Linked DNA regions of Mus musculus: region 2 is linked to region 1. Evidence: chromatin loops called from intact Hi-C (ENCODE). Cell type or tissue: gastrocnemius. All regions are shown on one strand. Each heading gives the region's core, and the rest is flanking DNA. Links, peaks and the distances in the headings are about the cores only. Region 1 overlaps Adamts20 (a disintegrin-like and metallopeptidase (reprolysin type) with thrombospondin type 1 motif, 20). Region 2 has its middle 27 kb from the start of Adamts20.

Region 1 (16,263 bases), core at 5,327-13,326:
CTGGGAAAGAGGAAGAATGGAAAGTATGTTGTATGGAAGTGGAAGTGAATGCACACTGTAGTTGAGGAAGTACTTGGACCATCTAGTGCACTGAAAGGCAACAATAAGGGGAATATGGAACATTGGACGATAGTGTGATACCATGCCATAAGGAAAGGAAGAACAAACTCAGTGTAATGTGTATGGAAGCCTAATTAAGAGATTTCATTATTATACCAACCAGCTGACTGGGAGTCCCTTTCCTGGGTAGTTCAACAGGGGTCAAGGAAAAGTTTCTAATTACTTGGTCTGGCCTGACTTGGCCATTCCTAATCCCTCTTGTTGAAGGTAATTATCTTAGTTATCTTTTTATTACCGTGTGAAACACTATGACCAAGGCAACATACAGAAGAAATGGTTTTTGGAGCTTATGGTTTTAGAGGGAGAGGGAGAGGGAGAGGGAGAGGGAGAGGGAGAGGGAGAGGGAGAGGGAGAGGGAGAGGGAGAGGGAGAGGGAGAGGGAGAGGGAGAGGGAGAGGGAGAGGGAGAAACTAACTGACAGTGAAACCTCAAAGCCTTACCCAGTCATGCACCTTTTCCAATAGGGCCACACTTCCTAGGCTTTCTCAGATGTCCCATATGTGTGTGTTTGACTCGACTCTGTGTTCCTCTCACTGGTCCCTTGAGCACCCTTACATCAGAATTGTCATGTGTCTCAGACTACCAAAGCTCTGCTCTCCCAGTTCATGATGTATGGGAGGTGGCTGCTCATGAGATTTCAGATTTTTGGGGGGTGGGGGTGGGGGTGGGGGGTAGGGTGCATCTCAATCCTAGAAACAGATATAGGAACTTTGCAATTAGCTGGCTAAATTTAATTTTTAAAAAAGGAAAAGAAGAGATTTAGATTAGATTTTATTTCATCAATAAAATGGTTTGGTCAAATGATACCTCTTGTAAAGATTTGTTTTTAGAATGGGAGTGTGTGTGTGTGTGTGTGTGTGTGTATACATGAGTGTGTGTGTGTGTGTGTGTGTGTGTGTGTGTGTGTGTGTGTGTGTACATGAGTGCAGGTACCCATGGAGGCTAGAAGATGAAGCCAGAGCCCTTGGAGCTGGAGTTACAGGTGGTCGTAAGCCTCCACACATGGGTGCTGGGAACTGAACTTGGGTCTTCTGTAAGAGAAGTATACACTCTCAGGCCCAGTGAAGTGATGATGTCATTATATGTCATGTCTACTTGCCTATAAGTATGTTCTATTACATATTTGTTTTTTAATTTTCTAAATATTTTGTAGATTTTTCTTGTTATAATATTGTATTTTTTCTTAGTTTTTTGGGTATTAAGTGAATATATTGTTTACAATAACATTTATATTATTACAAACTTGATAATTTTATAATTATGTTTGTATTCATTCCTTTAATACAACAATGCAGATCTCTTGTTGATCTTTATATTAGGCAAGTTAGCAACATTTAATTCATTTGCTTTTCTTTTAGGCTTATAAACAAATAACCCAGCAGTTCTATATATTGCATTCTAATCTTTTAGTCTTTTACTTTCTGGGCTTATTTCATTAGTGAAATTGCTAGACTAGTCCATAGGAATAATTGTATGAAAATTCTTGTCTCATTACCATTTGTGAAATAGGAATGATTTCAGCCTTTACTGGTACATACGTTGTCTGCTCTAGGTTTATCTTAGGTACCCTTTGCTGGCTAAAGATTTCCTCCTAACTTCATAGCTTATTGAAGTTACTATGACAGGTACTTAGTTTGCTAATGATTTCCAATACGAGTGGATGTTGAATTTCATCAAAATTATTTACGGGTAGCCCAAGGTAAACAGATGTTTTATCTTATCATTGATTGGCACAAGGCCCTTGAGTTTCATTTCCTCTTGATTTCTTCTCTTCCCTTCCCCCAACCTCCCTCTCTCCCTCTTTCTTTCATTTTTTTCTCTTTTTTATTTCTTTCCCAGTAAAGAAAGGCTTTTATCAGAGGTCAGGAACAACAGACACCAGGGCACACAGAAAGATCCTCCGCAAAGCAGGGTGACACGGACCCTAAGCCCCCACTTTTTTTTTTCAACAGCCCATTTGGTAATGATTTCTCAGACCCTGTGTGTCTGCCTTCATGACTGGATTTGGTTTCTAGTGAGTTCCTATTACATAGGAGAAGAGCCATGCAGATGGGAGTTTTTTGGTGGGACTCAATGAACTGATGGCTTTTAGGGCATGTGCTGTGAACGGACATTGTTCTGTTATATACAATCGTTAGTCAGTTAGATTTACTCAACGGGTAATAGAGAGAATGACCTTGAAGACTTATAAAGACATACATGCACAGATGATTTATAAGAAAATGCATTTGTGAACTGAGAAAACATACAGAGTCACAAATATTTCAATTTTTAACGAGGATTGGTGGCATAGGCTACTTCATAGTCTGAACATAGGGAGAAAAATGGAAGTTCATGTCCAGACTGGATTAGCTACAAAGTAGGTTCAAGGCCAGACTGGGGAACTTGTTACGACTCTATCCTAAGATCAAACAGGAAGGATGGGGTGTGACTCAGTTCTATGATTCATGTTTAGTGTGTGCAGGACACTAAACGCAATTCAGCACTATGCTACACTACACTACACAATCTTTTAAAGAATACATAACTATGAGGCCACTAATCGGCCATACATCTTGTTTTATAGCTTTATATCTGGCTCCCAAAACACATAACCAGTTGCCCATGTTCAGTGAGGTAAACCTCAATCTCTGGCTTTCTGCTACTTAAGCTTGGGATGTGTTGTTACTCACGAAAAGGAAGCCAAGATTCTAGTTTTTACCAACTAGAACTTGATACAAATTATTCATAAGATAACCTTAACATAATTTTCTTATTCTTTTTTCTAATTTTTAGTATTCTGAAAATAAGAATAGCTGGGGTTCTTTCTGTCCAAAATTTGCACTTTTTTATGTTTTTGCATTATTGCTAGGACATCTAACATTATATTATGCAGGAATGGGAACAGCGTGTCTTATTCCTGATTTTAGTAGGAATGTATTTATGTTATCAATATCTACGTCATGATTACTATAGAGTTGTAATATGTTGTCTTTATTATGTTGACACATGTTCTCTCCAACTCTGTAATCTCTAGAATTTTTATTATAAAGGCTTGTTGGTTTCTTCAAAGCTTTAAAAGCTCATTGGCTTTTTTACATCTATTGAGGTGATCATGTGATTTGTGTTCTTGAATCTGCTTTTGTGATTTAGTTTTTATATTGAACATTTCTGGATCTCTGGAATGAAATAATATTTAAAACCATTTACTTATGGATAACCATGTTTATCTAAATGTATGTGTGTGCACTACATATGTTGTTTCTGGTGTGACCAGAGTCCAGAAGTGGGCACCAGATCCCTTGGAGCTGAAGTTACAAATGGTTATGAGCTTGTGATATGGGTGTTGGGAACAGAACATGGGTTTTCTGCAAAAGCAATGCATACTCTTGACCTCCGAGTCCTTTCCTCTATCTAGCTCCTACCGAGTAGTTCTTGATGAAATTCGACATCTATAATAAAACTTCTTAGTATCACTTAGGAAGTTAACTGTGGACATAAGAGGATTTCTTTAATCAAAGAAAGAATACTTCAGGATACTCTTGCAGGGCTGCTGGATAAAGTGTCAGTAGTTGATTGGTCTCAAATCATTCTCCTCCCAAACTACCAAATTTAATATCTATGTCATAGCTCAGCTCTCTGTTTCTGGTGTGAGAGAAAGATGAGACCCATATTTTCATAGGGATGACTTGATAGTTCTCTTTTTTGTGTCTCCATGAAGTAATACTTTTTCATGGTGACATTGTTGCTAAATTCTTCTCATTCCATGTGGTGCCACATATAGACAGTAGCAGAGTCATGTGGTGTTGCATTCAGTTTGGAAGCCTATTCTGAGAAAACCTGAGCTCACGCCTTTGTTATGGTATTCACTTGCTAGCTATGAAAATTCCCCTCAACTCCTGTCACATGTCTATGTGTTTTAAAATTTGTCCAGTAATAGCAACTGATCTGAGGCTGCAGGGAAGGCAGATGATGGAATCATTTTTTTTTTATTTCACAAAGTCAAGTCCACACTCTTCTGCAAGTTTATTACCCGTAGATGAGGTTCCACGTATTAATCTGTTACATTCTTCTAAATATGCACAAACTATAATTCATAACTCTTAAAGTATGTTCTTGAGTTGTTCAAGAATGAGAAAGCTTAGAGACTGGTAGGTTTTCGTGGTTCTATGCTATTCAACACCCTTTAAAAATGATGCCCCAGACCTCTATTTTATTTTCTATGTTACCATGGCCACCACACTTAACCTTTCTCTTCCTAATTTCCTTCATTAATAAATTGGTTCTAATCATAGTGGTTATTTCTTAAAGAGTTCTTGTTAATACTAAGGAGGTAAGCACACGGGGCTTGAACTATCACTTGATAAATAATCAACACAGTAAACATTTGTAGTTATTATTCACACTATTAGTTCAATAGCATGGAGACTTACGACATATCATAGAACCAGAATACAACTTAAACCATGAGGAAATATGGTGGTATAATATCTGATATGGTCATATCTTACTTGAAAAAGTCCACAATTCTTTAAGCTTTGGTGCATTCAACAGTGATTTCAAATGCTGATACTTTAAATTAAACAGAATTTTATTTTATGCCCTGACTTAATTGTTTTGTGCTTTGGAGAATAATGGAATAGTTTTCTTCTGGTCAAATACAGACTGCCTGTGCGCAGATAACAGCACTGGGGTTGGTACTGGGAATGTCTCAGGCAGCGTGGGTCTGTCTTCTAGCGGACTCTGGTCTATACCTCATTTGTATTTTCCTTAATGCTGAAGTTGCAACCCACAATGCTCTTCTGTCTCATTCCTCAAACCATCCCTGTCTCCCCCCTTGCTTTGTCTTTCTTCTCTCTCCTCTATTATCTTTTCTTCTTCTTCTTTTTCTTCTTCTTCTTCTTCTTCTTCTTCTTCTTCTTCTTCTTCTTCTTCTTCTTCTTCTTCTTCTTCTTCTTCTTCTTCTTCTTCCTCTTCCTCCTCCTCCTCTTCCTCTTCCTCTTCCTCTTCTTCCTCTTCTTCTTCTTCTTCTTCTTCTTCTTCTTCTTCTTCTTCTTCTTCTTCTTCCTCTTCCTCTTCCTCCTCCTCCTCTTCCTCTTCCTCTTCCTCTTCCTCTTCTTCCTCTTCTTCCTCTTCTTCTTCTTCTTCTTCTTCTTCTTCTTCTTCTTCTTCTTCTTCTTCTTCTTCCTCCTCTTCCTCCTCCTCCTCTTCCTCTTCCTCTTCCTCTTCCTCTTCTTCCTCTTCTTCTTCTTCTTCTTCTTCTTCTTCTTCTTCTTCTTCTTCTTCTTCTTCTTCTCTTCTTCTTCTTCTCCTTCTCCTTCTCCTTCTCCTTCTCCTTCTCCTTCTCCTTCTCCTTCTCCTTCTCCTTCTCCTTCTCCTTCTCCTTCTCCTTCTCCTTCTCCTCCTCCTCCTCCTCCTCCTCCTCCTCCTCCTCCTCCTCCTCCTCCTCCTCCTCCTCCTCCTCCTCCTCCTCCTCCTCCTCCTCTTCTTCTTCTTCTTCTTCTTCTTCTTCTTCTTCTTCTTCTTCTTCTTCTTCTTCTTCTTCTTCTTCTTCATCTTTTCCCTAATCTCCACGAGCACTTACTGAATTTAGGAGAACTCATTGCCCAACCTTGTTCTCACTCACTAGGGAATTCACAGCTTGGTGAGGTGATGGCGCATAGTGGTGACCTCTTGAGAAGGACTTAGAATTTATCCCGCGGGCAATCTCCCAGTGAGGACATACCTGCTTTCATCTTGAGTGAGGATGACACGAGAGTGTGTTTATTTAGAAGTGGACTTAACCATGAATGGAGGGATGGGGAATTGAAATGGCTAGACTGTTTGAAAGGCTATTTTAAAAATGAAATGTTTGTAGTCTTTGTGATGAGAGTTCTAAGACACAGAATACTGTAATGAATTCAGAGGCATAATTGCTTTTCAAAAAGGGCTGATTGCATTTTAATTTCAATCAATGAATAAAATAGTGTGCAATTGAAGACAAGAGTAACGCAAGAAGCATTTGAAGGAGAAATGATAAAGACGAGGTGGCTAGAACCTAGGGTGGGGGAGGGCACACATCCCAGTGGTTCTGTGCTGTGGTGACTCAGTTGTGGGACCTAGGAAGCTATTGCTGATATCTGTAGATTCCAGAAGCTGGAAACTGGGGAAGAAAAATCACAAGCATGAGGTAGCAGCTTGATATTCAGGTACAAATCTCTAATCACATTGTTGTGTAATGATAATTTTGAGCAACGTACATTTTGTAGCTATTAATTGATGTATTGTTCTGTGGGCCATTATCACTGGCATAAATTTTAAAGATTTTATATTCTAGTAAGATACTGGTGGCCTTATCGTTGGGGTTCATCTAAATTGGTTTCATGCTGTAATATACTTACTAAGCTGTAATATACTTACTAAGCTGTAATATACTTACTAAGCTGTAATATACTTACTAAGAATAAAGGGCAAGAATCAGTTTTAGTCTTGACTTGATAGAACAGAAATAAACTGGGAAGCATGGCAAAGAAATGATGTCATGGATTTGGCTAACATGGCCTGATATTTTGAGACCGAGTCTCATGTAGCCCAGGCTGGTCTCAAATTTTGTATGTAACGGGGGATAGCCTTGAACTTCTGATATTTCTGCCCTGTCACCCAAGTGCCGGTATTTCAGACATGTACCACTATGCTGGGTAGGAAATGTGCTTTGAGGGATGACTATTTATGGAAGGTATTTACCGAGGTCACTTTCTCATCATTAGCCACAACGCTTAGGGATAAATACTAAGAAAAGGCAACGGAATGTAGCTTTTAGATTGTGAAATATGAATAGATGCTATATTAGTAGAGACAATTTTAATTTCTCAAAATTTAATAATAACATACACTTGTAATCATTGAAGGATACTGAAATACTAAGTTAATATCTGTTTCCTATGCCATACTATTGACGCTGGGCTAAGCATTTCTATACAGTTTTGTCCAGTTATGTACAATTTACTAATATGTATCTGTATATTTTGGTAATAGAATTTCCAAATAATGGGATAAAAATGTCCATGCCTCTGAAGTTCCTACTTTGAAATATTCCATGCCAAATCCCAGTTCATGCTCTTCTTGACTATTTCACGTCTATGATTTCCTTAATTCTGTGCTTCGGGCAGGCGATTTACAGAGCTTTGCATTGAGCCTCTTGGGATTTGTAGTTACAGAATGTTTTCAGGTGTTCAATCGACTTTTAAAAAGTTGGAAACCATCTCCTTAATGGTCATACTGTGTGTTTAATTTTATTATCTTAACTGCGTTAGCAAGCATTACCAGGACAATAGAATGCGATAGCCATGCCAGCTCTCAGACTGCTATAGTGGGAATTTCTTTGATGTACTCGACTAAGGACTTGTTAATTCTGGTCTACATATTCAAGAGCATATGCACCAATGAAGCCTAAAGGCTTGAAGATAACTGCACCTCTCTCTGCCTCATTCCCTCCACTGCCTTTCAGCATCGGAAGCAAAGGTTATTCCAGTTCTCAGGTTCTAATCTCCTTGGCTTTTCAAAAGGTGATATTGATGTACCCATGCATCTTTTAAAAACGTATGCCTAATTTTAATATTTACCAACATAAAGGCATGCTGCACTTAACCTGTACTGGCAAGACTCACGCCTCTGTGTGTTAATGAAATATGAGTCTGTAGACTTTAATACATTGTTCTGTTATTTTCCCATCACTGTATTCTTTGGATTACTTCAAGTCGCACACTAGTAAACTGAGGTATGCATGGATGATATAGTGTCAGTTAGTGAGTTACGCTGCTTTTATGTTTCTTTTCCACCTCATTGGCACACGGCAACCTGGAGGGCTCGACACACTCACTCTGGACCACCAGGTCTTTAGACCTGAAGCCCGTGGTTACTTACCAGTGCTCATACTGAGGATGGACAGAAAATGGCAGCACCTCTTCTTTTTCGAGCGTGTGGCTGTTGGACTTCTCTCTTGTGAGATAAGGAGTGAGCGTCATTGTTTCTTTTCAAGGTTGCTATGTGACAAGGTCCTAATTCTCCAGCTTTGTCTTTCTTCCTTTGACGTCTGGTTTCACATTCAAGGACTCATCGCAAATCTGACATCATGAAAACTTTCTTCTTTAAAAGTTCCACGGTTTCTGCATTCCTTTGGGTCTTGAGCTGGGTTTTAGTCTGTTTTGTAGTTTGAGTGGTCTTGACTACCTTGCTGGGGATTGCTTGGCAGTATAAGAGAGAGTGAATTTCTGGGGGGTCTTTAGTCTGTTTTTCTTGTCTCTGTATCTGCTGTGACGTCCTCATGTGACTCAGAGGAGCTTGCTGAGTTATGGAACTGCAGTCTATGGGGTGAGCATGTATGAAACTTGCCTGATGGCTTTTCAGTGAAGTTACAGCAGCGCTTGGCAGTGCCAACTTCCAAATGTTAGCCAGCCTGCTAGGTGGAATAAACCAATTTGTCACTTGGTTGAATATTACCGAAGCACCCAAAGAACCTAAAATTTTATCTTTATGTTTGTGCTTCTGTCCCCTTCCCTGGTATGTAAGCTTTATGAGGTGATGTGTGCACCCCACTTCCTAAACATTCTTGATGTGTATAAATGCTCAGAAAAGTTTGTTTTCAATAACCTGGAAACAAGTGAATATATTGAAGCATAAACCTTCAGCCTTTCCTGATGGCCAGAGCTTTGTGTGTATCAGGGTATCTGGGATCTTCTCCAGGCCAGCAGGTGTTCAGTGATCCTTGGTGGGTGAGGGATCCCAGGGGAGAGAAAACTGGGAGCAGTGTTTATAACTGAATACACAGTCATACAAAAGACGGATGTTAAAGATGATGGAAAGTGCTTAGTGGCTTGGATTGTCTACTATCCCCAAATGGCTCTGTTCATATTCAAATGGAGTAAATCATTACACACATGCACAGCACACACACACACACACACACAGACACACACAGACACACACATATACCTACACACACTTGCACAGACACACACTCACACATACACACATGGAATCATATTGCAACAATATCCTGATAGTTGATTATTTGGTTTATAAATGACTCAGGCATTATAATTTCTTTTTTACCTCACTCCTTGTTCACTTTTCTGTTGAAAATACAACAACCCATCAATTTCAGGAAAATCAACAGAAGATGAGAGCAGAAAAGAAAAGAGGGGGAAGGAAGGAAGGAAGGAAGGAAGGAAGGAAGGAAGGAAGGAAGGAAGGAAGGAAGAAATAACACACACAGGCATGCCATTCAGGAACATTTGACATAAGCACAAATAATCAGCTATTTAAATGCAGTTTCTCTATATAGTACTTAATAGTAGTTCCTATGATTACAGTATCAAATCACTTTCTATGTATGCAAACAATGCAAGTCGCCAGGCATGTCATATGGTCAGTGTCATACATTTTGTATCAGCAGTTGATGGTTTCGTTTGAGTTGCTGCCTCTTGGGACGTGATTCTATTAAGGGGCATTAGTGCTGTTGCTTTTAAATGTTGTGCAGCCAAAGTTTGTTTTAATCCATATTCTATGAAATGACACCAGACAGCACGTGACTGCTGTATAATGAGACTGAATGCTAGCAGCCACTTAAGAATCTAGTCTGCTTCCTGGGAAAAACAGGGATTGCTTGATACTTCTTGGTAAATAAATATTTCCAAGTAACCAGAGCTGTTAAAAGTAACGCTAAGATTCAGCATTGCTTGTATAGCTCTGAAAATCTGAGCTCTGTAAACCACGGGCTGTGAAGAGCGAAGCCCACAGTGCACGTGCTCCGGGCGTGTCCGCTCCGTTTTTTTGTGTGACACACGAACCACTTCCAGTTTAACAACTTCACACTGTATTGTTTTATCCTTCCTCCCAGAAAATCAAATGGAGAAAACTGCTTTGCCCTCTCAGAGCTCCAGAAACACGACTGGAGATGTTGATATCGAAGAGGAAGCGGTGTTCAGATTGGAAGGCGAACGGAGCCAGTTACATTCCAGGAATAAGCGTTTTTTATCATACCCAAGATACGTGGAAGTTATGGTTACAGCCGATGCTAAGATGGTTCACCATCATGGGCAGAATTTGCAGCACTATGTTCTGACACTGATGTCGATTGTGAGTACCATGATTGTTCTTCTTAAAGATGTATTCTATTTTAATTATTTTATGTGCATGTAAATGTGTATGCTGTACCTGTGTGGGTGCCCCCTAGAGGCCAGAAGAGGGAGCTCCCCTGCAGTGGTTGTGAGCTGCCTCCATGGGCACTGAGTGTGTCCTCTATAAGAACAGCAACTGCCCGGGCTACCTTGCCAGCAGAGTCTTGCCCAACACCCGCAAGGGCCCACACGGGACTCCCCACGGGACCCTAAGACCTCTGGTGAGTGGACCACAGTGCCTGCCCCAATCCAATCGCGCGGAACTTGAGACTGCGGTACATAGGGAAGCAGGCTACCCGGGCCTGATCTGGGGCACAAGTCCCTTCCGCTCGACTCGAGACTCGAGCCCCGGGCTACCTTGCCAGCAGAGTCTTGCCCAACACCCGCAAGAGTCCACACGGGACTCCCCACGGGACCCTAAGACCTCTGGTGAGTGGACCACAGTGCCTGCCCCAATCCAATCGCGCGGAACTTGAGACTGCGGTACATAGGGAAGCAGGCTACCCGGGCCTGATCTGGGGCACAAGTCCCTTCCGCTCGACTCGAGACTCGAGCCCCGGGCTACCTTGACAGCAGAGTCTTGCCCAACACCCGCAAGGGCCCACAAGGGACTCCCCACGGGACCCTAAGACCTCTGGTGAGTGGACCACAGTGCCTGCCCCAATCCAATCACGCGGAACTTGAGACTGCGGTACATAGGGAAGCAGGCTACCCGGGCTTGATCTGGGGCACAAACCCCTTCCACTCCACTCGAGCCCCGACTACCTTGCCAGCTGAGTCGCCTGACACCCGCAAGGGCCCACACAGGATTCCACACGTGATCCTAAGACCTCTAGTGAGTGGAACACAACTTCTGCCAGGAGTCTGGTTCGAACACCAGATATCTGGGTACCTGCCTTGCAAGAAGAGAGCTTGCCTGCAGAGAATACTCTGCCCACTGAAACTAAGGAGAGTGCTACCCTCCAGGTCTGCTCATAGAGGCTAACAGAGTCACCTGAAGAACAAGCTCTTAACAGTGACAACTAAAACAGCTAGCTTCAGAGATTACCAGATGGCGAAAGGCAAACGTAAGAATCCTACTAACAGAAATCAAGACCACTCACCATCATCAGAACGCAGCACTCCCACCCCACCTAGTCCTGGGCACCCCAACACAACCGAAAATCTAGACCCAGATTTAAAAACATTTCTCATGATGATGATAGAGGACATCAAGAAGGACTTTCATAAGTCACTTAAAGATTTACAGGAGAGCACTGCTAAAGAGTTACAGGCTCTTAAAGAAAAGCAGGAAAACACAGCCAAACAGGTGATGGAAATGAACAAAACCATACTAGAACTAAAAGGGGAAGTAGACACAATAAAGAAAACCCAAAGCGAGGCAACGCTGGAGATAGAAACCCTAGGAAAGAGATCTGGAACCATAGATGCGAGCATCAGCAACAGAATACAAGAAATGGAAGAGAGAATCTCAGGTGCAGAAGATTCCATAGAGAACATCGACACAACAGTCAAAGAAAATACAAAATGCAAAAGGATCCTAACTCAAAACATCCAGGTAATCCAGGACACAATGAGAAGACCAAACCTACGGATAATAGGAATTGATGAGAATGAAGATTTTCAACTTAAAGGGCCAGCTAATATCTTCAACAAAATAATAGAAGAAAACTTCCCAAACATAAAAAAAGAGATGCCCATGATCATACAAGAAGCATACAGAACTCCAAATAGACTGGACCAGAAAAGAAATTCCTCCCGACACATAATAATCAGAACAACAAATGCACTAAATAAAGATAGAATATTAAAAGCAGTAAGGGAGAAAGGTCAAGTAACATATAAAGGAAGGCCTATCAGAATTACACCAGACTTTTCACCAGAGACTATGAAAGCCAGAAGAGCCTGGACAGATGTTATACAGACACTAAGAGAACACAAATGCCAGCCCAGGCTACTATACCCGGCCAAACTCTCAATTACCATAGATGGAGAAACCAAAGTATTCCACGACAAAACCAAGTTCACACAATATCTTTCCACGAATCCAGCCCTTCAAAGGATAATAACAGAAAAGAAGCAATACAAGGACGGAAATCACGCCCTAGAACAACCAAGAAAGTAATCATTCAACAAACCAAAAAGAAGACAGCCACAAGAACAGAATGCCAACTCTAACAACAAAAATAAAAGGGAGCAACAATTACTTTTCCTTAATATCTCTTAATATCAATGGACTCAATTCCCCAATAAAAAGACATAGACTAACAGACTGGCTACACAAACAGGACCCAACATTCTGCTGCTTACAGGAAACCCATCTCAGGGAAAAAGACAGACACTACCTCAGAGTGAAAGGCTGGAAAACAATTTTCCAAGCAAATGGACTGAAGAAACAAGCTGGAGTAGCCATTTTAATATCGGATAAAATCGACTTCCAACCCAAAGTTATCAAAAAAGACAAGGAGGGACACTTCATACTCATCAAAGGTAAAATCCTCCAAGAGGAACTCTCAATTCTGAATATCTACGCACCAAATGCCAGGGCAGCCACATTCATTAGAGACACTTTAGTAAAGCTCAAAGCATACATTGCACCTCACACAATAATAGTGGGAGACTTCAACACACCACTTTCTTCAAAGGACAGATCGTGGAAACAGAAACTAAACAGGGACACAGTGAAACTAACAGAAGTTATGAAACAAATGGACCTGACAGATATCTACAGAACATTTTATCCTAAAACAAAAGGATATACCTTCTTCTCAGCACCTCACGGGACCTTCTCCAAAATTGACCATATAATTGGTCACAAAACAGGCCTCAATAGATACAAAAATATTGAAATTGTCCCATGTATCCTATCAGACCACCATGGCCTAAGACTGATCTTCAATAACAACATAAATAATGGAAAGCCAACATTCACGTGGAAACTGAATAACACTCTTCTCAATGATACCTTGGTCAAGGAAGGAATAAAGAAAGAAATTAAAGACTTTTTAGAGTTTAATGAAAATGAAGCCACAACGTACCCAAACCTATGGGACACAATGAAAGCATTTCTAAGAGGGAAACTCATAGCGCTGAGTGCCTCCAAGAAGAAACGGGAGACAGCACATACTAGCAGCTTGACAACACATCTAAAAGCCCTAGAAAAAAAGGAAGCAAATTCACCCAAGAGGAGTAGACGGCAGGAAATAATCAAACTCAGGGGTGAAATCAACCAAGTGGAAACAAGAACTATTCAAAGAATTAACCAAACGAGGAGTTGGTTCTTTGAGAAAATCAACAAGATAGATAAACCCTTAGCTAGACTCACTAAAGGGCACAGGGACAAAATCCTAATTAACAAAATCAGAAATGAAAAGGGAGACATAACAACAGATCCTGAAGAAATCCAAAACACCATCAGATCCTTCTACAAAAGGCTATACTCAACAAAACTGGAAAACCTGGACGAAATGGACAAATTTCTGGACAGATACCAGGTACCAAAGTTGAATCAGGATCAAGTTGACCATCTAAACAGTCCCATATCACCTAAAGAAATAGAAGCAGTTATTAATAGTCTCCCAACCAAAAAAAGCCCAGGACCAGATGGGTTTAGTGCAGAGTTCTATCAGACCTTCAAAGAAGATCTAATTCCAATTCTGCACAAACTATTTCACAAAATAGAAGTAGAAGGTACTCTACCCAACTCATTCTATGAAGCCACTATTACTCTGATACCTAAACCACAGAAAGATCCAACAAAGATAGAGAACTTCAGACCAATTTCTCTTATGAATATCGATGCAAAAATCCTCAATAAAATTCTCGCTAACCGAATCCAAGAACACATTAAAGCAATCATCCATCCTGACCAAGTAGGTTTTATTCCAGGGATGCAGGGATGGTTTAATATACGAAAATCCATCAATGTAATCCATTATATAAACAAACTCAAAGACAAAAACCACATGATCATCTCGTTAGATGCAGAAAAAGCATTTGACAAGATCCAACACCCATTCATGATAAAAGTTTTGGAAAGATCAGGAATTCAAGGCCCATACCTAAACATGATAAAAGCAATCTACAGCAAACCAGTAGCCAACATCAAAGTAAATGGTGAGAAGCTGGAAGCAATCCCACTAAAATCAGGGACTAGACAAGGCTGCCCACTTTCTCCCTACCTTTTCAACATAGTACTTGAAGTATTAGCCAGAGCAATTCGACAACAAAAGGAGATCAAGGGGATACAAATTGGAAAAGAGGAAGTCAAAATATCACTTTTTGCAGATGATATGATAGTATATATAAGTGACCCTAAAAATTCTACCAGAGAACTCCTAAACCTGATAAACAGCTTCGGTGAAGTAGCTGGATATAAAATAAACTCAAACAAGTCAATGGCCTTTCTTTATACAAAGAATAAACAGGCTGAGAAAGAAATTAGGGAAACAACACCCTTCTCAATAGTCACAAATAATATAAAATATCTTGGCGTGACTCTAACTAAGGAGGTGAAAGATCTGTATGATAAAAACTTCAAATCTCTGAAGAAAGAAATTAAAGAAGATCTCAGAAGATGGAAAGATCTCCCATGCTCATGGATTGGCAGGATCAACATTGTAAAAATGGCTATCTTGCCAAAAGCAATCTACAGATTCAATGCAATCCCCATCAAAATTCCAACTCAATTCTTCAACGAATTGGAAGGAGCAATTTGCAAATTTGTCTGGAATAACAAAAAACCTAGGATAGCAAAAAGTCTTCTCAAGGATAAAAGAACTTCTGGCGGAATCACCATGCCAGACCTAAAGCTTTACTACAGAGCAATTGTAATAAAAACTGCATGGTACTGGTATAGAGACAGACAAGTAGACCAATGGAATAGAATTGAAGATCCAGAAATGAACCCACACACCTATGGTCACTTGATCTTCGACAAGGGAGCTAAAACCATCCAGTGGAAGAAAGACAGCATTTTCAACAATTGGTGCTGGCACAACTGGTTGTTATCGTGTAGAAGAATGCGAATCGATCCATACTTATCTCCTTGTACTAAGGTCAAATCTAAGTGGATCAAGGAACTTCACATAAAACCAGAGACACTGAAACTTATAGAGGAGAAAGTGGGGAAAAGCCTTGAAGATATGGGCACAGGGGAAAAATTCCTGAACAGAACAGCAATGGCTTGTGCTGTAAGATCGAGAATCGACAAATGGGACCTAATGAAACTCCAAAGTTTCTGCAAGGCAAAAGACACCGTCAATAAGACAAAAAGACCGCCAACAGATTGGGAAAGGATCTTTACCTATCCTAAATCAGATAGGGGACTAATATCCAACATATATAAAGAACTCAAGAAGGTGGACTTCAGAAAATCAAATAACCCCATTAAAAAATGGGGCTCAGAACTGAACAAAGAATTCTCACCTGAGGAATACCGAATGGCAGAGAAGCACTTGAAAAAATGTTCAACATCCTTAATCATCAGGGAAATGCAAATCAAAACAACCCTGAGATTCCACCTCACACCAGTCAGAATGGCTAAGATCAAAAATTCAGGTGACAGCAGATGCTGGCGAGGATGTGGAGAAAGAGGAACACTCCTCCATTGTTGGTGGGAGTGCAGGCTTGTACAACCACTCTGGAAATCAGTCTGGCGGTTCCTCAGAAAACTGGACATAGTACTACCGGAGGATCCAGCAATACCTCTCCTGGGCATATATCCAGAAGATGCCCCAACAGGTAAGAAGGACACATGCTCCACTATGTTCATAGCAGCCTTATTTATAATAGCCAGAAGCTGGAAAGAACCTAGATGCCCCTCAACAGAGGAATGGATACAGAAAATGTGGTACATCTACACAATGGAGTACTACTCAGCTATTAAAAAGAATGAATTTATGAAATTCCTAGCCAAATGGATGGACCTGGAGGGCATCATCCTGAGTGAGGTAACACATTCACAAAGAAACTCACACAATATGTATTCACTGATAAGTGGATATTA
Region 2 (16,263 bases), core at 2,932-10,931, 52 kb before region 1:
AGAAACGGTGAAATGGTGTCGACAGTCACTGGCTGGGGTATACTAAAGGCAGAACGTACTGAGATAGGAAGTGGTTTATCCAGATTTGATATGTGAGCTATGACAGATGTGGGAAGTTTAGTGGGCCGTTCCACCCTTGAGTATGAGGCTTGTCAGGTAACTGGGTTGAAGCTGTAGACTTGGCACTCATTTGTCAGTTGATGTGGAGTGGATGATGTCATTAAGAACTGACCCCAGTGAATGTGAGGGTAAGAATTTGTGAGGTCTGAAGACATACATGCACAAAAATGCACGTTTGAATCTTATGGTGAACATTGAACGGCCAAATTACAAAATAGTATCTCGTTTGAATGCCCATATTCTCTTCTCCCTCATACCTTGATTCTTTTAGAAATTCATGTACTAACTTAGCAGCCCGTGGCCCCTTAGAATATAAGCAGGCACCTCATAGGTTACAATAAGCCTATGTTATAGAGGTGGACAGGGTAGGCCTGGCTGGCCTCTCACCCCATGTGGGTCATGCGTGGATTGTGTTTTTTGTTTTATCTCCTTAGCAGCCACAACTGCTTTGGAAACCATACTAGCTGCATATGGGCTCCCACTGCCTTCTAGGCTTTACTGAAGCACACAAATTCATCCTCTCTTCTCACATTCTCTGTTAGTGTTTCTATGTCAGAAAACCATCACACAAATATCCCGGCCTGTGGAGGATCTAGGAGTCAATGCCAAGCATAGGCTTGACTAATGGTGATAATCAAGTAATGAATAATTAGAGAATATCTATGAGTTAAGAGCTCTCGTGTTAGTTTTGAGAAATTATCCGTGATAGATATAAACTGAGACGGTGGATTCCTGTGAGCATCTTCCATAAAACAGTTTTAAAGGAGATAATGGGGAACGGGAAAGATACTGGGATCAAGTTAGAAGAGAAAGAGGTATATGGAGAACTATGCCAGCCATCAATGAATGTGTGTGTGTATGTGTGCGTGTGTGTATGTGTGTGTGTGCATAGATGACTCAGCAACTAAGAGTATACCCTGAAATAACAATCTGTGAATGAAAGAGTCCATGACATTGAAAGAGAGCAGACAGGAAGACATTGAGGGAGGAAGGGAAAGGGAGAAATGTAATTATATAATTATATTATATAAACCAAAAAAGAGGAAAGAGACAATTCAGAGTCCATCTTGCCCTTGCTCCCAGCTCCCCTCACTCCCATGCTCCCAGTTCCCCATGTCCTCCATCTGCTTCCCTTATTGCCCTCCCCCCTTCCCCTCCCTGCACAGTGGACATCGCTTATGCGGCCTCTGTCAGAATAGAAGCTGGCATATGCTTAGCATCCGGGGACCGAATTATCTCTGTTCTTGAGGAAGCACAATTTGTCTTATGAATGTTTTCAACTGAAGTGAAATCAGCATAGAGTCTCCCTCCTGAAGGATCTTAGGAGGATGCATCACTTCCTCACAGGGCCGAGGTGAGCTCGCGCATGAAGGAGTTCAACATTCGTCTTCATCCACAGCTTGGGCCGTTTTCCTCTTATTCTGTCTTTCTGGTTTATATCTTTCAGAGCTACGCAAAGTGCATCGTACATGTTTGGAAGCAGAAACATGTCTATTAAGCTTGATGAGGAAATTAATGACCTTAGGGATTTATGTTTACCCTAAGCCGTATGTCTACGTGTCTTCTATTTTGACAGAAATACAATCACTGTTGAACGACCTGCCATGCATTCTTTTTCTCTCCTAGATGATATGGGAGTAATGAGTAAACTCACCAGTCATACACACTGTGACATCTCATATTTAGGGGGATTGTAAATGAGCCGTTACATCTGCTATATGAAATAGAAACAGGTACTTTTGCTAGTTCATCGAGGAGAACCATGGACACTGGGATGGTCATAGATAGTCTAGATCAGTGGTTCTCAACCTGTGGGCCATGACCTCTTCACAGGGGTCATGTAAGACTGTTGGAAAACACAGGTAATTTCCATTATAATTCATAACAGTAGCAAAATTGCAGTTAGGAAGTAGCGATGGAAATAATTTTACGGATGAGGGTTAACACAGCATGAAGGACTGTGTTAAAGGATTGCAGCATTAGGAAGGTAGAGGATCATTGCTCTAGATGTGAGCCTTCCTTGCTTTTCTAGTCATGGAAAATATCACCTGTTTTCTTTTCCCTTGTGGTAGTTACCCTAAGAAAGGGCCAGGTAAATAGCATCTCCTAACGTTAATATTCTTTCTATGATATCCAGATTATAATTACATTTATGAAGATAATCTGCCTGATTTCCATGGATGATCTACAAAGAGCAGTGTATCAAATATCTACAAGCAGTGGATTGTAAAAACCAATACCCAACTAGGCACTATTTGAAAAGCACATTCTACATTATTTATCCATCTATACACAGACCATGAAATACAAAGCCAGGCTCTTCAACATTTACATATATTAGCCGCCTATGATGATGTGTAGATGGCATAGTTGTGTTGTCAGTAAAAAAGTTTTCATTGGTTTCTTGGTTTCTTGTTTTCTCTTGTGAATCTAGAACTTCCAGGAAAGTAAGGACTTTGATGGTTTTATCTACTGGTGTAGGTTCAAAAGTATCCCCAGCATCTGGCATGGATAAGAAGCCAAGTATTGTTGGAATAGGTCAATAAATGAGAGAATGCTACTACTAGGGCTTCAGCATCTGTATCTGGAAGACCTAGATCTTCCCCTCCCACTTCATTTTAAGGTTGGGGAAATGGAAAGCTACCTGGGTATTAAGGACATACCGTAATCTCTTCATTCCTGGCCTACTGGAGCAGTGGAGGCTTTCTGTTTGGAGAGTGCAGACATTTCTTTTCAAGCATACCTGGCTGGGCCCCCAAGAGATCGGGTAACAATTAGACTACATTGTAATAGATTGTAGCCATTGGATGTGAACAGTTCTAACCTGAGATGTATTCGAATTCGCTTTGCTCCTCTCTCTTCTGCCAGTTCTCGCTCTGCCTCTTTGAAATCCAGAGTCTCTTATTTACATCCTACCTACGCAGATGCTCCTCCTTGTAAAGCGCACATTGCTGCACATTAGGTGATGCAGTCTGTCATATCAGCTACAAAGGAAAGGTTTCATGTTTCAGGTATATGCCACTGCCTTGCCCTGATGTAATGATCTTGCTACAGAATCTCAGTTTATTCTTGGCCCTGCATGAGTTGCTTTCTTTTTTTTTTAAATTCTGAATCATTGTCAATAGCCATCATTAGACCTTATCCATATCCTACAGACTGGTTGGAAACAGTAAACTAACCCTTCCGAATGCATTCCAGGTCATTCACCCACATCCTCCGCTTGTCTCTTTCTGGGTCTGATGTGCCCATCTCAGAGCTCCTCTTGCCTTACCCAAGATTACCAGAGACTCACTTTCTCTGTCACTGCTCAGTTTCCCCCCACATTTATCAATTTCCTCTATTTATTTATCTCTTAACATTCAGTGGAAATATCACCTCCATAGTGTTACATTGCCTAATTTCTCCTTTGTCTTACGTAGAATTTTTTTTTTTCTTGTCTTACCATATAGTCCTTTGTGTTTGTTTCTGGTCATACAGTGTAGTCATTGGTAAAACACCCTGATAGTCACCTTAACAGGTCTATCAGACTAAAAAGCCAGGCTTGTTTCTGTTTCTGCAGAGTCTAGAACAACAGCTGGTACACAGTAGGAGTTCAGTAATTATTCAGTGAGTACGGGGCAGATGAGAGAATGCACCAGAACAAACGAATCAAATGATTTATTGCTTGTATTATTCTGCTAAATGAGAAGAGCATGGGAGTGCGGAGATTCCTCCTCTAGGATTTAAATCTCTTTATTTAGGAAAACAATAAAAAGTGCATCTGGGGAATAGAGAATGGCAGGAAAAAAATTAACATTGTTCCGACATAATATATTTCAGTAAAACGCACACATGCTATGACTTAGCAGCTTTAAGGAAGGTGAAAACAGACAATACACTCCATCTGTTCTCACGAGAAATCGGAGATGTGTCATAACTTACTGCCCTTCCACATTCTACATTGTACTGCAGTATGACTAAAGGCCAAGAGCAGTTGATTACAGATTACAACACCAGCATATATCTGTGCGTGGGACCAGACTGGAGTATAAGAGAGGCTTGGCTACAGTTAATTTATAGGAATTTATTATTTCATTGTATTTTTCCTTGCTCTCCCATGGTATTTCATATTCTACCTAGTTGGTAGGGTCAGGATACAACATGGAAGCACAGCTATTTGTGTGTATGCGGGGTGGATATGACCCATGATGGCTAAGAATATGCATTCACACACACACGTGTGTATATGTTTGTTCATATACATGACTGAGATGAATCTCATGCAGATGACGATGATAATGATGATGATAATTTCTGTCTGGTAAGTGTTGCCACTCTAATACCAAGGTGGCAGCATTAAGAAGTGAAGGTGGGAAGTGATAAATCCATGCACGAGGATGGGGTCTTCATAAGTGAGATTAGTCCTTTTCTGTAAAGAGGCCCCAAGAACTGTCTTCCCTTTCTGACTATGTGAAGACACAGTCAAAAGTAGCACTAATGAACAAGAAAGCAGGCATTCACCAGGGACTGAATTCACCAGGAATGTCATTTAGAACTTCTCAACCCCTAGTACTGTGAGAGGAAAAAGTTTTGTTTTTTAGAGGGTATCCAACTCATTCCTGTTTCGATAGCATCCCAAGCAATGACAAAAGCCTATTTTGGGTGCCAAGAAAACCATAGCAAGTCTTCCTTTGAGTACTAGTCTCTCATTTCACATGCTGTGTTCAACAACACAGCACACCCTCTGTGAAGAGGTATGTTAGCTGGGTATGGAATGACTACTTGAACTTTCTACTCCGTCCACTTGGGATTCTTTCCAAGTTACTCACAGCTCTCTGTCTCCAGAGGTGACGCTGTCCTTTCCCAGATGGGACAGATGGGAGTTAGTGGTGGAGGCAACTGGAGTCACAAGCAAGAGTTAACCAAGGGTAAGATAAATACTGGCTTCTCGTGCGTGGAGAAAACCATAGATCAGCAATGAGCTTGAAAGCCAAGGCTTCCAGGTATAATCCCATAATTTAGGAGGCAAAGGCACAAGGACCAGGAATTCAAGATCATCCTTGGCTACATACAGAGTAGAATACACCCAGTCTCAAAACATGCATATAAACACAAAAGCTTCTATTAAGTAATAAACAATCTCTAGATACTCCCCTACATTCTGGAGATAGAGAATTCTCTCCTCTTTCCTGCTGAGTTGGTATAGAGCAGACAAGTACCCAAAGCCATTGAGTGTTTAGGTGTGAGAGAAGGAACTTTGCTCAAATATTGCTTCTAGGTGACCCAGGTGTAGACCACAACAGAAATCCAGTCATGGTGTGGTTTCATATCTTGCTTAGGGAAAAGGGAACAAAAGAACCAGATTATATTTCATGGAGGAATTTGACTTCATTTTGACATCCTAAGAGTGGTTTAAGGTTCATTTAGCCAGTCTCGAGAATGTGTTGAGAGGCGCTTTTTTCTGTTGGGACCAAGTGACATGTGCAGGAGGGAGTTTTCTTCCTGAAAGGGTGTATGCTCCACCGGCAGAGTCCTTCAGGGAACAGGTGAGCGAGAGAAGGCAGAGACTGGTAATGGAGGCTGGGTGATAGAGCAAGCAATCTGCCTGGCTTCTCTAGTACTATAGATGATTCATAAAGGGTCAGTGACAGTTATTCCAGAGTTCTTCTGATTGGTTGGAAGTAAAGGAGGTCTTCTGAGCTTGGTTACTTGGAGCACAGTGTCTGGCTGCCATACTGCATGGTGCTAAACATCTAAAGAGAGGCATATCAGGGCCTGCTCTTTTATTATTATTATTATTATTATTATTATTATTATTATTATATTTTCTTTATTTATATTTCACATATTATCCCCTTTCCTGATTTCCCATTCCCCCTCTCCCTGCTTACCAACCCACCTACTCCCACTACCCTGTCCTGGAATTCCCCTACACTGGGACATTGAGCCTTCTCAGGACCAAGGGCCTCTCCTCCCATTGATGTCCAACAAGGCCATCCTCTGCTACATATGTGGCTGGAACCATGGGTCCCTCCATGCGTACTTTTTGGTTGGTGGTTTAGGCCCCAGGAGCCCTGGGGATACTGGTTGGTTCTTATTGTTGTTCCTCCCATGGGAGCTGCAAGCTCCTTCAGTTCCTTTAGTTCTTTCTCTAACTCCTCCATTGGGGACCTTGTGCTCAGTCCAATGTCCAATGGTTGGCTGAGAGCCAACCTCTGGTATTTGTCAGGCACTGGCAGAGCCTCTAAGGAGACAGCTAAATCAAGCTCCTGTCAGCAAGCACTTGTTTGCATCCACAATAGTGTCTGGGTTTGATGACTGTATATGGGATGGATCCTCAGGTGGGGCAGTCTCTGGATGGTCTTTCCTTCAGTCTCTGCTCCACACTTTGTCTCTGTATCTCCTCCCATGGATATTTTGTTCCCCATTCTAAAAAGACAAAAGAACACACATGGTACATACTCTCTGATAACTGGATATTAGCCCAAAAGCTCGGAATACCCAAGATACAACTCACAGACCAAATGAAGTTCAAGAAGAAGGAAGGCCAAAGTATGGATACTTCGGTACTCTTAGAATGGGAAACAAAATACCCATGGGAGGATATACAGAGACAAACTGTGGAGCAGGGCCTGCTTTTAAGTGTGGAGGATGGTGTGTTTTCCAATAACCCAGGACGGTGTGTGAGAAGAGAGGGGATGATCTGTATGGGGTGAATATGAATGAGCTACGTACACATTAGACAGAAGGTGGCATTGCTTTATAAGGAAATTTATAGTGCGTCAGTTCAGCTAATCTGAAATGGTATTTCTCTGAATATTTTCCTTAGGATTCCACATTATAACTGGTCACAGGACAACCTAGTATGAAGGGGTTTTTAAAATATTATTTTTATTTTATACACGTTTTGCCTGCATATATGTATGTACTCTCTGCAAGTGCCTGATGCCTGCCGAGGTCAGCAGAAGGCATTCAGCACCCTGGAATCAGAGTTACTGGTTGGTTGTGAGCCACAATATGGGAACTGAACCCCGACCCTCTGTAAATTAGAACAGGTAGTGGTCTTAACTGTTGAGCCACCTTTACAGTCCCTGGTGGGCAGCTCGAAGTCATAACCTGGGGCAGGAGCCAAGCACTGACCAGCACCGTGGAATTGTGAGCATTTGTTCCTAATCTAATGGTCAGTCAAAAAAAGAAAAGGTAGGTCAGGAAAACAAAAGGCTTGCAGCTTTGCTTGTGTTTTCTTGCAGTGTGTTGGAGTCCTGCACTGACAGACAGAGGATTGAGTTTTCTGCAGGTGCCCTGAGCTGCAACATTGTAGACCATGAGAGATGGGTGAGGTGTTTAGTTTATTCTTGGGACTTCCGTGTTAGCTGTTTGGGTTCTAGGGCATCCTCATCCATCCCTACTTGACACCAGACTGTCACTCTGGTTCACCTGTGGGAAGTTCAGTTCCGTCCCAGAGGGAGAGCCAATGACCTTCTATAAGGCAGTGCGTTAATCCCACAAGTTTATAAAATGTAGTCGTTCGTGGCTACTTTGTTTTTCTGAGATGGGTTATGCTATTTCTCTGATCAAATCTGGACATCTTGAAGAAGCTGAAAGACAAAAGAGGTTACCTGAGTTGCCTATGTATTCAGTAAAAGAGGTTTCTGGCAGTCTGGCTGCCTGTAATTAGTAGGAATGATTAACCAATGCATGAGTCACACCACTCCCTTGTGAGTATAATTGTTAATCACCCTGGTTGGGATTGTATACGTGTTGATAACATTCACTGGTATACCAGCATAGTTTACACGATGCGACTCCAAGTGTCTTGTAGCTTATGTTTGTGTGATTAAATTCAAATTGTCATGTTCATGCCCAAATGTCTTATAATGTGATAGTTACTAACACTCCAAAAAGATTTCTGTTTAAATTTGTAAATAGCAATTGCTCTTATTGGAGCCAATCTTTTAAAAACATATTCCCCGTGCCAGATACTGTGGGCATAATGTTGGAAAAAATCCCATAGCTTCTGCCGGCAGAATAGTCACTACCTGGAGACAACTGACCTCTCACAACCCTTAAGCCTGGCCAGTCTGGCCATTCATCACCATGACCGACGAGCTAAAAGTAGGACTCAGCGCAGACCATCTGTGAAGATCATTTTTCTGGGCTCTGCTCTGACCCTGGTTCCTAGGATTTCACATTCCTGGCTCCAAGCTCTTGGATTCCCAAGCCTGCTTCTGCTGGACCTATTTAGGGATTCTTGAGTTGCAGTTGGCTTTCAAATTTTCATTGAGCTCTGTGTTCTCCTTGCCTTGGAAACTCCCAAAGTGCTTTCCAGTTCTAGCTCCAGGCATCCAAGGGATCCCTTGCCGAGGGACTGGGATCCAGAGACACAAGAAGAAAGAGGTGAAGTGCTGAGCTGTAATAGAACACAACAAGCGGGACCACTGTTACTGAAGAACACTGAGCGCATTCATGGCTGGTGACGTAACTAGCGTGACCTGCAGCAACTTCCTGCCCTATGGCTACATATCCATATCTCTGCTCTGCGAGTTTTCTTTCATCCTACAAATATTTGTTATGCAACCCTTTGTGTGCCACCCACACTCGCTGCTCCCCTCATCCCCTTCTGCTGCTGCAGTCTGCCACCCAGGCCTTAACGAGGACTGGAAGGTGGCAAATGTGCTAGCGGGGCTCAAGCAGTCCGGGATGAGAATCCTGACTTCCTGTGCTCCAGTGGCTTAGATTTTGATCCAGAAAATGGGGAAGACTTCACCACCTACCTTTCAGGAATACTAAATTTAAGGGAAACAATGCATCGTAGCTCCTCCCTGCATGTAGAATAAATACCAGGCATAACTACGACTGCTCATCTTCTCATCTCTCCAGCTGCCGTGAGACGGTTTCCATTCTTCCTTCGCTGGTTGCTTCCAGCCGATAAACATACCGGTCTCTCACACATTGCTACAGATCTTCAACTCTAGGTAGCTTTGTTCTCTGATCGTTCTATCTCCTCTTCATGCAGGCGTTCGGGTTTCTAGATTCCGTTATTTTTATGCTTTTGGGGTTCCCTTTAATCTCCTGAGTCGTGACTTCACGGAGCCTCGCACAGAAGTCGCCCCGGTCAAGCCTGTGCTCACATCCGTCCGCCTCAGCTGACTGCACAGCACATTTCAATCGTTTCTTCCACCCCCCCCCCCCCCCCGGGCTTTAGCATTTTGCTCACTTTGCTCGCTCCAGATCTTTTGTATGTTTAATCATTTCTTCTTAGTCACATGCACAGATTTCTCAAAGCCAGATACAACTGGTTGCGGCTTAGGCCATCTTTAAGTCGCCAGCACATCCTTTCATTTTTCCTTTCTGTTGTCTTCACATCGTTGTGGCCTCAGCTTGCCTCTCTGCATTTTCTTGTCTGAGTCTTCGGGTTGCCCAGACAGCAAGCACGGTTTCCTTACCATAATCTTTATTTCCTCCATAGTAGTAACTCCTTCCAAAGTGGAAATTTAAAACATTGCCTTCATAATCTTCACATTGCCTAGCCCAGAAAAACGTGGAGATAAAGATGGATATAGTATTGACATGAGAATAGTACTTAGGTTTCTCAAAACTCTAACTCTGTCTGGTCATGTGGGTAAAGTCAGACTATTTCAAATGAAATAGAATCCTGCATTATACATCTTCAGAATGCACGGAAATGATCAAAGTTATCAAGAAAAAAAAAAAAGATCTGAGACAATGTCACAGCCCAAAATCACCTTAAGGAGGTAGAGCAAGGGCTGTGTGGTCGTTTGGATGGGTACTATACAAGTATGAAAGGAATGGAAACGATGAGTGGGCTTTGGGTCCTAGTCATGTATCGGTATTAGCTAATTAGATAAACTAATGAACATGGCAGTCTAGTATGTGAGGAACATTACGTATAGGGAGTGTGCCTGAAGAAGCTGCACACTTGACTAAACAGTTCTGAAACAATGTATATTAACTGCAATGGTTTTTCTTTCAGCCTCCACCCTCTCCCTCTCTTCTCCTCCTCCTTCTCTCTGCCTCTGTTTTTGTATTCCCCCACCCCCCTCTCATTTCCTGTGCATCTGTTTCTCCCTTTTCTTCTTCTATTCTTCTCATCCTGATTGGAGGAACTCCTAGATCTTGTAATTATTCTCCAAACACAAGAACCTGGATGAGGCGGTGATTGGATGATGTTGTTTCACGTGTGGCCTGAAATTGTCTCTCTCTGTCTGTCTGTCTGTCTGTCTGTCTGTCTGTCTGTCTGTGTCTCTGTCCCTGTCTCTCTCTTTCCCCTTGTCTACCATATTTCTTGTTTCTTGTTCTTTGCAAAGTGAAAAATAAGGCCTTTTACTGAAAGGCCCAGAGTCCTTCCCGGGCACTGACCCCAGTGCTGGTGTCCAAGGCTTGAGGTGCCAATGTCCCAGCAAAGCAGCCAGTACCATGAGTCCTGCCAGCTTGGGCTCTGCTGCTTTCTGGATGATATTGCTTCAGCATCTCAGATTCCATGGGAATACTGTGAACTTGTCCCTCTGTTTCTTGTCTTGCTGTTAGGAGGGTTTGCTTGCGTCTGCGTGGAGCCCAGACAACCATCTCTAACGACTGGGAAATGGGCAGATGGGCAGATGGTGCAGTGCTGAGCTTAGAACCATCTCTCTGTCACAGACTCTCCAGTAAGCCTTTTTAGAGATTTTACCATTTACCAAGACATTTCTTGACACCCAGATCCCGCGGTCTTGTCTGAATTTTTAATTCAGACTGGCTCGAGTTTCACAGGGGTGACAATGCTGTTATTCTGTCGAAAATCCTTCCCCTAACGTCCTCCATAGTGTGACCTCCAAGGTACTCTCAGATTCTGCATCGAAGCATCTCTTTGAACTCTTTGTCCACAAATCATCTGGAGGCTCCCTAGTCCAGCAACATTTAACTGTCTTAAGCATCTCCACACCCATTAATCTGCTGGTTTTCTGAGAGCTCTATGTCTCCCTCAGCATGTCACTGCTGGGTTAATTTTTCCTCTTTGTCCTAAAGGACTATACCATCTTTCTGTATCTCCATCACTGCTACACTGTATCGTACTGGTTACCTACTGATGCTCAGTAGATTAACCCTACCACGTAGGGCCTCAAAATACGAAACTGTTTTCATCTGTCTGGATCCAGATTCCACTCACATGTTACCTGGGCCCTCTGAGCCACAGTCCCTTCTTATAAGGCCGTGGTATTCGTTAAAAAAATGGTCGCATCAAGGCTTCACTGAGAGATTTACTGGAAATCTCAGTGATGTTGGCAGGATTCGGCTTCACACAGTGGATGGAGATGGAACATCTGTTTCTCTGGCTGTTAATTGAGCACGGGCCTTTCTCAGTTCCTCTTTCTGTGGGTCTCTTTGCCGGGTCCCTTCAACATAGTGTCTGATTTCCATGAGCATGAGAAAGAGAATAGTAAGAGTTGTGCCAGAAAGAAGCCAGCATCTTTATGGCAATCTAATCTGTGGGGATAGACCATCACTATTTCTGCATTCTATGAGTTCCCAGCTCAGCCCAATTCTAGTGGATAGGATCACACCAAGGCACGGATATCAGGAAGTCATGCTCACTGGGTGTGTTCTGTGTTGACCTTTGGAAGTCAGTTAGCACCTGGCTGTAGTTAGTTTGGTATCAGGCCTGGTGATGCCACACACATGTAGCAAAATGGTGTTAATGAGGCCTGGAGAGATGGCTCAGTGGTTAAGAGCACTGACTACTCTTCCAGAGGTCCCGAGTTCAATTCCCAGCAACCACATGGTGGCTCACAACCAACTGTTATAGGATCCGATGCCCTCTTTGGTGTGTCTGAAGACAGCTACAGTGTGCTCACATGTATAAAATAAATAAATATTATAAATATTTAAATGGAATATTTAAATATTATAAACATTAATATAAATAATAAATATTATAAACATTAAAAATAAATAATATAAATATTTAAAAAATGTATTAAAAAGTGGTTTAAGGAGATTTATTATGCATATAATGGGACTTTCTGGGAAAGGCAGAGCAGCCTGGGAAGTCCTGAGTGAGAAGAGGCATTGCCCTTGGGGTTTATTGTGGTGTCAAGTCTCTTGGGAACTGGGTTGAATGGTTTGAACATCTCTACCAGCACCAAGGGATGGAGTCCTGAGGGTGTTATCCTTTATCACTGGCAGGAGACAGAAGAGAGGATGGAGAGATGAGGGAACAATACCAAGCTCTGCTCATTGTAGTCTGTGTACCACCACATCTGTTAGAATCTGTTCAATTAATTAATTGTCTTTGACAAGACAGGGAGTGTGGGACATTCATCTCTGTGTCCTCATTGCTTAGTGTAGTATCTGTCTGTCTATCTATCTATCTATCTATCTATCTATCTATCTATCATGTGACAGTTATATAGCAAATGTTGGTTGCATGAAGGGATGACTGGACTGTCTGTCCTCATCATTTATCTACCTGATATATCTGCCTGTAGCCTATTGATGTGGTTGTGATCTTCACAACTCATCAGCTGATGTCCTCAGAAAGGAATTTAACACACTTTTGATTTCAAGTCCATGATTTAAACATAAGGTTCTTGAAATAATGAAAGAAAACCCAAAGTACCAAAATGGAAGCAGAAAATGTTTTTTTTTTTTCCTGGTTTGTAACCATGTTAACCTCAAAACTACCTCCTTGCATTTAACATCATGACTTAGACTTTATGTTAAAAGAAAATCGCAGTGGTTGTTTGACTGGACTGCCTTCCTTCCTTCTTTCCTTCCTATTTTCTTCCTTTTTTTCCTTCCTTCCTTCCTTCCTTCCTTCCTTCCTTCCTTCCTTCCTTTTTTTCCCTTCCTTCCTTCCTTCCTTCCTTCCTTCCTTCCTTCCTTCCTTCCTTCTTTCCTTCCTTCCTTCCTGTTTACCTTCCTTCTATCCTTCTGCCTTCCTTTTCTGTATTCCTATTTTCCTTTCTTCCTGTCATCCTTCTTTCATGTCTTCCTTCCTGTCTTCCTTCTTTCTTTCCTGTATTCCTTTTTTCCTTCCTGTTTACCTTCTTTCCTTCCTTCCTTTCAAGATCTATTTATTTCATTTTAACTGTATGAGTGCTTTGGCTGTCTGTAAGTCTGTGCACCATGTGTGTGCCTTGTGCCTTTGGAGGTCAGAAGGGGACATCAGATCCGAGTTATGAATGGTTATGATCTACCATGTGGATGCTAGACTAAACCAGGTTCTTCTACAAGAGCAGCAAGTGTTCCTAACTACTGTGCCACCTCTCCAGCCCTTTGGCTTCGCTATTTTTATCACACTGCTGTGAGAAAGATGAGACACATCTCCAGAACGTTGGTGTCTCTAGTTGAAACCAGAGCCTTCTAGAATCCATACTCCTTACCCTGAAAAAAAATGCACACAAGGCTTCATCTTCAATGTTACAGTGTTGGCATGCTGATTGCATCATTGTTCTCATTAAAATAAAAATCAGCGCAGACTGAAGAATGGATAAAGCAAATGTGGTACACTTACATAATAAAATACTAGTCAGCTATTAAAAACAAGGACATCATGAAATTGGCAGGAAAATGGATGGAACTAGAAAATATCATTCCAAGTGAGGTAACCCAGACCTAGAAAGACAAACCTGGTGTGCACTCACTTATAAGTGGATATTAGCCACAAAGTACAGAATAACTATGCTACAATCCACAGACCCAAAGAAGCTAAACAATAGGGAGTGCCCAATGGAGGTCAACTGAGAAGACTAAATAGAATAGACACCAGGGAACAGATGGAGGGAGGGAACTGGGTGGGGGAGGGGCTCAGGATGGGATTAGGAGGGATCAAATGGGGGGTGTTGAAGAGAGAGGGCACTGGGAGAGACAACTAGATGGGGGGGGCGGCATCTCTGGGAGGAGCTAGAAACCTAGAATGGAAAACTCCCAAGAATTTATGAGGTTGACTCTAGCTAATACTCCTAGCAATGGGGGATATGGAACTTGAAACAACCATCTCTTATAACCAGAAAAGACTTCCAATAGAGAGACTGAGACATCAACCCAGTCACAAGAACTTAGACCCACAGCTTGTCCTAAGTACAAGATATGCAAGGTTAAAGATGGATCAGAAATTGAGGGAACAGTCAACCAATGACTGGCCCAGCTTGAGACCCGTGCCGAGAGAGAAAGCCAATCCCTGACACTATTAATGTTATTCTGCTATACTTGTAGACAGGAGCCTAGCATAGCTGTCATCTGAGAGGTTTCACCCAAGTAACTGATGGAGACAGATGCAGAGACCTACATTAGGCAGAGCTTGGGGAATCTTGTGGGAAAAGGGAGGAAGGATTGATGGAGCCAGAGAGGTCAAGAACAGAATAAGAGAACATTCAGAATCAACTAACCTGGGTTCATAGGGGCTCGAAGAGACGGAATCGCTAACCAGAGAGCATGCATGGGACAGACCTAGGCCCTTGGCATATGTGTAACAATTGCGCATCTCGGTCTCCATGTGGGATCCTAACAGCAGGAACAGGGGCTATCTCTCACTCTATTGCCTGCCTTTGAATCCCTTTCCTACAACTGTGCTGTCTTGTCTAGCCTCAATTGAAGAAGATGCACTTGATACACCAAGGTGGGTTGAAATCCATGGGAGGCCTCTACCCCTCTTAGGAGAAGAGAGGACAGGAGGATGGGGAGGAAGGAAGGTGAAAGGTAGGATCAGGGAGGAGATGAGGGAGGAAAAGATGCAATCATGTTATAAAGTAAATAAAAAAGAAAGAAAAAGAAAGTAGCTATTGTTTAAAAAAATCAATGCAGTTCTGGTGAGACTGGGACAGCTCCCAACCCATGGGGTGCGACCTCTTTGGGGGGGTCACATATCAGCTATCCTCCATATCAGATATTTACATTACGATTCATAGCAGTAGCAAAATTACAGTTGTGAGGTTGCAACAAAATAATTTTGTGATGGGGGGCGGGGGTCACCATGACATGAGGAACTGTATTAAAGGGTCGCAGCGTTAGGAAGGTTGAGAATCACTGTTAAAATTGTCTTGTTACCTTTGTCCTCTTTCTCAATGTGCATCCGGTTCTCTTCACTTGCTGACAGAAGTTCCTCATCAGAGGACAAAAAGGTACTAGTGCCAGGCTCTTGGATGTCCCTAACCGTGGGCCAAGATAAATCTCTTCCCATGTAAATGATCTAGTCCCAGGCATTTGATTACAGCAACATGTAGCAGACTGAGACTGTCCATACAGAGTAAGGACCGGCAGTGACAAAGTGCTGGGGTCACAAATGGGATGGGTCCTTTATATGAATGGCTCAAGGTACAAAGAGTTATGAGAACACACAGTCAAGCCTGGGCATTATGGCGTTTAGATCAAGTAATGTCGTCCCAAGTCCTCCAAAATCACTCATACCAGGAACATGGTGGCAAAACCGAATGAGAACATTGTGGTAAATAATGAGGTGTGTCAATCCTCACTGTCAAAAGGTACTTCGCACTTAGACATTTCTTGAAATATACTGGTTTCTGTACTGTACTCACCAATATTTAAAATTCTCTTTCTCATTTTTACTGTTTGACGCAAACTCCACAGTCTTCAGCATCTGCATGCTATGGGTTCTGACATTTGTATACCTGACACGGTGCAGTGGCTTAGTTCCTTTTGGAGAAGTTTTTGCTCTTTGTGAGGAAGTGTGAGGAAGGATGGAGCAGGCCAAATAAAAGGCAGAGTGACCTGGCCTTCGGGATGAAGGACCGGGAATGCGGGGAGGAGAGATGTGCGAGATTCTGAACCTCCAAGCAGATGGCTCTGCTCCACCCACTCAGCGGAAGGAGCGCGTTTGAAGTGGCAGAGTAATTAGGCTCAAAAAACATACCTTCAGCCTGCCCTTCAAAGGAAAGACTTGAGTTGAACCTTGGGGGCAATTAATTTCAATGATGTTTAGACTCTAGAACACAGCTGCAGAGGTGAAACCTCAAGAGAACGGTTTCCCCTCTGAGAATGAATATGCCACACATCTCGAGCAACTCTCAGATTTTATATGTTTTACTTATTCTTCATGATTAAACCAATAGTGCCAGGATTATGGGATAAAATTATTAGAGTTTATTAGAACTCAACTCTCTGAATTTCATTATTGTCCCAATAATCTACTACAGACTTTCTGAACCC

What was found. Hi-C counts contacts between places; a loop is a spot of excess contacts. Peaks named below come from ENCODE experiments on the same cell type or tissue, not always from the same donor. Only the 100,000 strongest peaks of a DNase experiment are listed, where the experiment ranks them.
Region 2: a loop joins it to region 1, with 2.4 times the contacts of the local background. A loop is called at or near these places in 3 of 42 quality-filtered maps.

What each region holds. Positions count from the first base shown.
Region 1 is chr15:94,373,677-94,389,939 of GRCm38, reverse strand. Adamts20 (a disintegrin-like and metallopeptidase (reprolysin type) with thrombospondin type 1 motif, 20) reads left to right here. Exons shown (of 39, transcript NM_177431.5): 4 at 9,977-10,215. Among named protein-coding and RNA genes, the nearest start is that of Adamts20, 23 kb to the left of the region's middle. In gastrocnemius, for the core only: a CTCF peak has its summit at 10,307; a DNase peak (open chromatin) is centred at 10,322.
Region 2 is chr15:94,423,200-94,439,462 of GRCm38, reverse strand. It overlaps a transcript of Adamts20 not described here. Among named protein-coding and RNA genes, the nearest start is that of Adamts20, 27 kb to the right of the region's middle. In gastrocnemius, for the core only: no CTCF peak of the experiment used is centred there; DNase peaks (open chromatin) are centred at 6,295 and 10,526; H3K4me3 peaks cover 542 bases; H3K27ac peaks cover 1,860 bases.